Regions from separate parts of the Mus musculus genome. Here region 1 is linked to region 2. The links are chromatin contacts, found by Hi-C or POLR2A ChIA-PET in ENCODE. All regions are on one chromosome and are shown on one strand. Each heading gives the region's core, a stretch centred on a gene start or an enhancer-like site at or near the end of the contact. The rest is flanking DNA. Distances are from core to core; before and after follow the strand shown.

Region 1 (3,326 bases), core at 436-2,935, 69 kb before region 2:
TATTTGACTCGAAAGCCTCCAGGCCCGTCTCTGCCTCCCATCTCCCCACAGAAGTGCTGGGCTAACCTATGCTTCCTTTATGCATCCAGCTTTTTGTTTGTTTGTCTGTTTTTTTTTTTTTTTTTTTGTTTTTGTTTTTCCAGACAGGGTTTCTCTGTGTAGCCCTGGCTGTCCTGGAACTCACTTTGTAGACCAGGCTGGCCTCAAACTCAGAAATCCGCCTGCCTCTGCCTCTGCCTCTCAAGTGCTGTGATTAAAGGCGTGCGCCACCACGCCCTGCACATCCAGCTTTTCCTGTGTTCTGGGTGTTTGAGCTCAGGCCCTCACATTTATGTTCTAGTCTCCTTTCACTGCTGTAATAAAGCACTCCAACCAAAAGCAACTTAGGGGAGGGAAAGATTTGGTACATTTCCAGGTCACAGTTCACTGAGGGAAGTCAAGGCAGGATCTTGAAGCAGAAACCACTGAGGAATTCTGCTGCTTGCTCCCACCCAGGGTCATGATTAGCTACCCCCTTTTTATCCAGCCCAGGACCACCTGCCCTTGGATGACACCACTTAACACCGAGCCTAGCCCTCTTGCATCAGTTAACAATCCGGAGACCATCCCATGCCCACAGGCAACCAGACCTAGGCAGTTCCTCAACCTGGGCTTTCCTTTCAGATAACTATAGGCTGTCAGGTTGAGAATGAAAGCTAAGTAGGACATGCCACAAATGCTCGGGTCCACTGAACAGTCACAGTGGAATCTTTTATTTATGTTTTCTGTGTGTGCAGTATGTGCGTCCACGTGTGTGTGGATGTGGCTGTAAGCTGGAGGTTAATATCAGGTGCCTTCCTCTGTTCTCTACCTTAATTAATGTTCTGGTGTATGTGTGTGTGTGTGTGTGTGTGTGTGTGTGTGTGTGTGTGTGTGTGGTACTTGCTTGTGACTGTGTGGAAACATGTATCTCTATGCATGAATGTAGAGGACACTGGGCATCTTCCTCTACTGTCCCCTACATTTTGCCTGAGATACAGTCTCTTGCTAACGCATGTTGTCTGACCAGTGAGCTCTCAGGATCCCCCTGTCTCTGTTCCCTAGTGCTGGGGTTTCAGGTACTCACAGCCATGCCAAGCTTTTATATGGGTGCAGTAGATTTGAATTCGGATCTTCATGTTTGAAAAACAAGTTCTCTGACCCACTTAGCTATCTCCGAGCCCTCCACTTTTTTTTTTTTTTTTTTAAGTCAGGGTCTCTTACTAAACCTGTTTACAGATAGACTAGGCTGGCTGGCTAGCCATGGACATGCAGGGATCTGCCTTTCTTTGCTCTTCCCCACCACCACAGTTACAGACATATACAGATTTTTATGTAGGATCCAAATTCAGGTCCTCGTGCTTGTAAACAAACATTTTACTGACTGGGCCATCTCACCAGATCCTATATTTATATAGTTGATTAAAACAGGAAAAGCTTGGCATGGCTATACCTATAACCCAGCACTAGGAGACAGACCTTTTTTGTACAGTTCAGGATCCATTGCCTAGGGATGGATCCACCCACAATGGGGTGGACCTTTCTATATCAGTTAGCAATCAAGAAAATGCCTCACAGTGGTGTTCACAGGCCAGTAGAATCCAGGCTATCCCTCAGCTGGGACTGACTCAGATAACCCTGGACAGTGTCAAGTTGACAGCTGAAGCTAACTAGGAGGAAGGCCTCCAGGGATAAAACCACATTTCCTGAAGGGGAAGAAATTCCTCTCCAAGACTGCAACACAGAAATCCTGCCTGCTGGTCTGCCCAACAGATTTTAGACGTGACAGCCTCCACACTTATGTGAGCTGACTCTTTAACATAAATATCTCTCTGGCTACATGTATATCCTTTGGGTTCTGTCTCCCTGGAGAACCTTGACTAAATTAGGCTGCTACAGAATTAGTGTATCTGTGAATACAGTGTCAATGTCTCCAAATGATGAATGGGAGAAAGCCCAAGACAGCAGTGACATTGAAGGTATTGACATCTGATGCATAAGAATTCTTTCTCTCCCATACCCCCTTTCACTTGAGACAGGCTCTCTCTTTGTAGCACTGGATACCCTGGAACTCACTGTGTATGTTAGACTGGTCCAGACTCCCAGAGATCTACCTGCCTCCTGAGTACTGGGATTAAAGGCACCCGCCACCACACCCAGCATGAGTACGATCCAGTTCCTCAGGAATCAGGATAGAACTGACTGACTGGATAGGAAGGATTTCAGTCTGGTGTGGAGGGCAAGATATAGGAAATTGGTAATGAGTTCCCTCATGATAAAAGAGTAGAACAGAGCAGTGCTTGCTTTATTGCTTTTGTTTCTTAGTTCTTTTCTGTAAACAAGATTTCCAAAAAGATTGATCTTAAATATAAAGAATTTAGGATTTTGGTTTGTCACAGAGGAAACATCTTTTTGCTTCAGGATGAAAACCAGTTGGAACGTGTCCACACTTAGCTTCAGTTGATTTATTCTCATCAGCTTATTATATGCAAAGCTGAGCGGGCAATGGCCCATATGGTTTGATTTTGATGTCACTTAGAGGAGCTGTTCTCTTGCTTAAATTACCCGGTGGAAGAATTATATTTATTTCTAATTATAGAATATTACATTTAGATGTTTATTCCCTTAAACTTCAAGCTATTTCTCCTATCTGTCCAGTGGGCTTTCCAATCTCTCTGCATACCATGCATTTCCCAAACTCCACCCCAAATAACCATCTGCTCCCACCTCCCACCTCATGCCCCACCTCATGCCCCACACCCCGCCACCACTGTCAATACATTCTACTATTTTTTTGTTTTTTGTTTTGTTTTTTGTTTTTCAAGACAGGGTTTCTCTGTATAGCCCTGGCTGTCCTGTAGACCAGACTGGCCTCGAACTCAGAAATCCACCTGCCTCTGCCTCTGCCTTCCGAGTGCTTCTACCAGAGCTCTTATCTCTCTACACTAGACCCAATTTCCTTCTAAGTTTCTCATTTCAGTGAGTTATTCCTCCATTAGCTAGAAAGCCAAGTGTTCCCATCACCTAAATCTAACTGCTCACTAGGCTTCTGGGTCTTTCCCATCAACCTTTCTTGACTGTATTACTCCCAGATCCTTCCCTTAGCTCAGGAACTTTGGGAAGGTCATAAAACAATTGCCCGTACTGAAGGGAGAGGCTAATTAACATTCCTCAGACCACAGGGTGGGAACCTACCTTCATTCTGCCAGATGGACTGTTGCTGACCTTCAGACAAGGGAAATTTTTGCCATCACATTCCCTAAAGACCAATCAATTTAAAGGGTGCACTGTTCCACCAGTCATACTGT
Region 2 (3,144 bases), core at 261-2,760:
TTTCCAGGTCCGGTTCCCTCTAACGACTTTTACTTACAGGAACCTCAGTTCTGTACCCAAAGACAGTCCCAGCTACCTTGTCCCAGCCCAGCTTCCTCTCCTAGGAAGTCTCAGAGAGTCTCAGATAGTAGAGAATTGCGGGAAGCAGGACCAGGAAGGACAGGGCTCTTTAGCAGTTTTTAATCTCCCTTTGGGAGAAGCAGGTGCCTGGGAACTGTGGAAGACTCAGGATGCTGGGAAGAGACAGAGCCAGCGCCTCTACTGTAAATTGGAAGGGATTTAGGGATTGGGAAGTAGGAAGCCGGGAAGGCAGAAGCTAATGGAGTTACTGCTGTTTCTCAGAAAGAAGAAAGTCCCCTTTGGGGTTGGGCTTGGGAGCGCGAGGGATCCCCCCCCCCCCGTGGGAAGGGAAGAATTGAAAACCATCGAGAGGCAATAGACTGTTAGTCAGGGTCTGCGGAAGGTCCTACCTGCAGGTCGGTCCCATAGAAGGCAGCCATGGACGCATCAGCCACCAGAAGTGTTTCCACGAAGCGAGCCTCGGACACAAACCTCTTGCTTCTAGTTTTGGATCCGAAGGGTGGTGGCACTTTGCGGGAGTCTTCTGTCTCTTTGAGCAACCCCTCCTTGTCCTGCTTCCTGTCCTCTTCGTTGTCACTTCTCTCCTGTCCCTGCCCATTACCCATCTCCACCTCCCACTCCAGTCCTTGAGGGAGGGGGAAAACTTCGGCGGCAGCGAGCCCGGGGTCTTCGCGGCGCTGTCCCGGCCCCCAGCGCTGCAGGCGATGAGGCTGGTCCAGGGAGTCCCCAGCGCCCTGTGGCTGGATGGTGAACTCCTCGCCTGCCAGCAAGAACGAGCCGCTCAGCCCGCGACACAGGCTCATCGCCGCCAGCGACTCCCGTTCTCCATTCACTGTGCCAGAGAAGAAGCAGCCACGCAGTCCCGGCTCGCCCCCGGCCGCCGCGCTCGAGCCCCCGAGGCGCTCGATCTTGAATTCCGGCGCCAGGAAGCTGGCGTCAGGCGCCAGGCGCAGCACGAAGCCCTGGCCGAAGGCGGACAGGTGGAAGGCGAGCTCGCTCGCGCTGCCGGGCAACCGCGTGGGCACCACTAGCTCCGAGGCCTGCGCCCCGGTTCCCGGCCCCGCCGGGGCGCCGCAGACGAGTGGCGGCGGCGGCAGCTGCAATAGCAGCAGCAGGAGGGGCGGCCACCCGGTGGTGGTGGGGTCGCGGAGCATGGGGGCAGAGTGCTGCGGAGCGCGGGAGAGGGAAGAAGATCGCCGCGCGCGGGCAGGTGCTGGTGGCCCGAGGCGGCCGGGCCGCTCTGTCCAGGAAAAATGATCAATCGGATGGGGAGGCCGACTCGGCTAGCGGCAGCAGGCGCGGCGGTCCCCTGGCGGCCCCTCTGGATCGCGCAGCCCGCTCCTCCTGCGCCAGCCAACCTAGCAGAACTCGAGCAGCTGGCGCCCCGGGCCGCGAGCGCGCGTCCTCCGCGGCGTCCCGTGCAGTCGCCTCCTTCCTCGGGAAACACCGAGTGGGCTGCCGAGCCCTTCGTATTTATACTTCCTTCCCGGCTTTGACATAAGAGGTTTATTTTTGATCGCTCACTATTCCCGTTTCCCCTCCCCTGGGGTCAGAGACAGAAACAGAAAAGGAGAGGAGGGGAAAAAAAAGGGATGAAATGTAAAACCAATCAGGAGTCAGTGAGCCCCTCCCGATAGTTAAGTAGTTAAGTGTCAACTACAGCTTTTTTTTTTTTTTTCCTTTTTACGTGACTACGTGAAGACCCATGCCAATTCCTGTAATGCTGGACAGTCCCCCTGAAGGCGAGTCCTAGATGGGAGAGACACTGGCTTCTTCTTGTGCAAGAGCCAGGTGCTGGGGACAGACACACCCTGCTCTGGCCTCAGAGACAGTATGCAGATTTTTGTACAAACCTGGCAGTGTTAAAAGAGGTTTGTGGGAAGGTTCCAAAGCCTTTAATGGTCAAATACAAAGTGAGAGGTAGGAAAGTCATACTGGAATCACGCTGTCCATTAGGAGCACTTCAGAACTTTAAAAATGCCACCTGGTCAAGGTTGTTTTGTTGCTTGCTTCTGAGCATAGTGGGGGTAGTGAGAGGCTACTACCAGGAAAGTAAAATGGATTCAATACCACTACATTTCTCGTTTCCTATGGGAGGAAGTACTTCACCAGTCTGTCTTCTGATGCACAGCTCTGCCAGTTGCCTTGCTGACACGGGGAAAGGTGGCCAGGTCCCTTATACTGTATTGCCCACAGCTCCAAATACATCTAAATATGTGGGGAGATAATTCACTCTGCCACCTTCCTACAGAAGAGAGTGGGATCCAGCAAGAGTGATGACCGTCTTAAGACCACAAACCACAATCTTTGTATCCACTCTAGTATTACCGGTGCAGGTCTAGATTGGATTCAGAATCAACGTTCTCTCAGTACCAGAACAAGTCCTAGCCCCTCGCCCTGTGTCTTTTCTGAGACAATCATGGAGGATACAGCATTTGGCAGCTCACCTACCCCCAACTACGCAGCTCTTTGCTTATGTGAGGGTGCCTACAGTTGAGTCATTCTTACTTCGTTTGGCCGATCCAATCCATTTCTGTAGCTGTGAAGGATTGGCCTATGCAAAAGACTCCTTGGGACTTGTTACCTACAAAGAGGAGTCTCTTAAATTAACTTGTGTCACTACAGAACCTAAGGAAAGGCCCCAGCACCGCAAGCTCTCTCCACTTTTATAGGACTGCAAAGGAGTGGTTGAATCTCCTTCCTTTGCTGTATAGAGAATTGGAAGTTTGGGTAAAACACTCCTAGAGGCAGGGGAATGGAAAGCATCTCTGTTTTCTACCAAAAATGAACAAGATGCTCATCCCTCAACAGTTTAATATCCCTGGGACAGTGTGACCTGTACGGTTAAATGAGCAATCCCTTTTGCCTCAGGGCTGTGGTGACATTTCAATTACTGGTCTTAGCCATTAAGTTCCTTGTTCAGTATTTTCCAGTGTATCCTTTTCCTTTTTCTTTTTTCCTGGTTGTTGTTCTTTTCTTTCTTGAAACAGGGACTCACTGCATAGCCCAGGCTGGCCTCAAACAGGTATGTGCTGTGACCTCATGCCTGGCTTTCAACTTCTG

The links. Hi-C counts contacts between places; a loop is a spot of excess contacts on that map. ChIA-PET counts read pairs that join two places held with the same protein, here RNA polymerase II (POLR2A).
Region 1: POLR2A ChIA-PET joins it to region 2 with 10 read pairs in embryonic stem cell. The contact joins the enhancer-like site here to the promoter of Adamts8 in region 2. A Hi-C loop is called at or near these places in 1 of 37 maps with a recorded cell type or tissue (heart). POLR2A ChIA-PET finds 5 or more read pairs at or near these places in 4 of 5 experiments (Patski and embryonic stem cell).

What each region holds. Positions count from the first base shown.
Region 1 is chr9:31,010,135-31,013,460 of GRCm38, reverse strand. No RefSeq gene overlaps it. Among named protein-coding and RNA genes, the nearest start is that of Gm29724, 8.1 kb to the right of the region's middle. Within about 2 kb of position 1,685, at least 1 of the 3 ENCODE cell types and tissues checked has a DNase peak (open chromatin) inside an H3K27ac peak, as active enhancers do; it is heart, where a contact is called at or near this core.
Region 2 is chr9:30,940,928-30,944,071 of GRCm38, reverse strand. Adamts8 (a disintegrin-like and metallopeptidase (reprolysin type) with thrombospondin type 1 motif, 8) reads right to left here and starts at 1,510. Exons shown (of 9, transcript NM_013906.3): 1 at 471-1,510. The coding sequence starts at 1,235.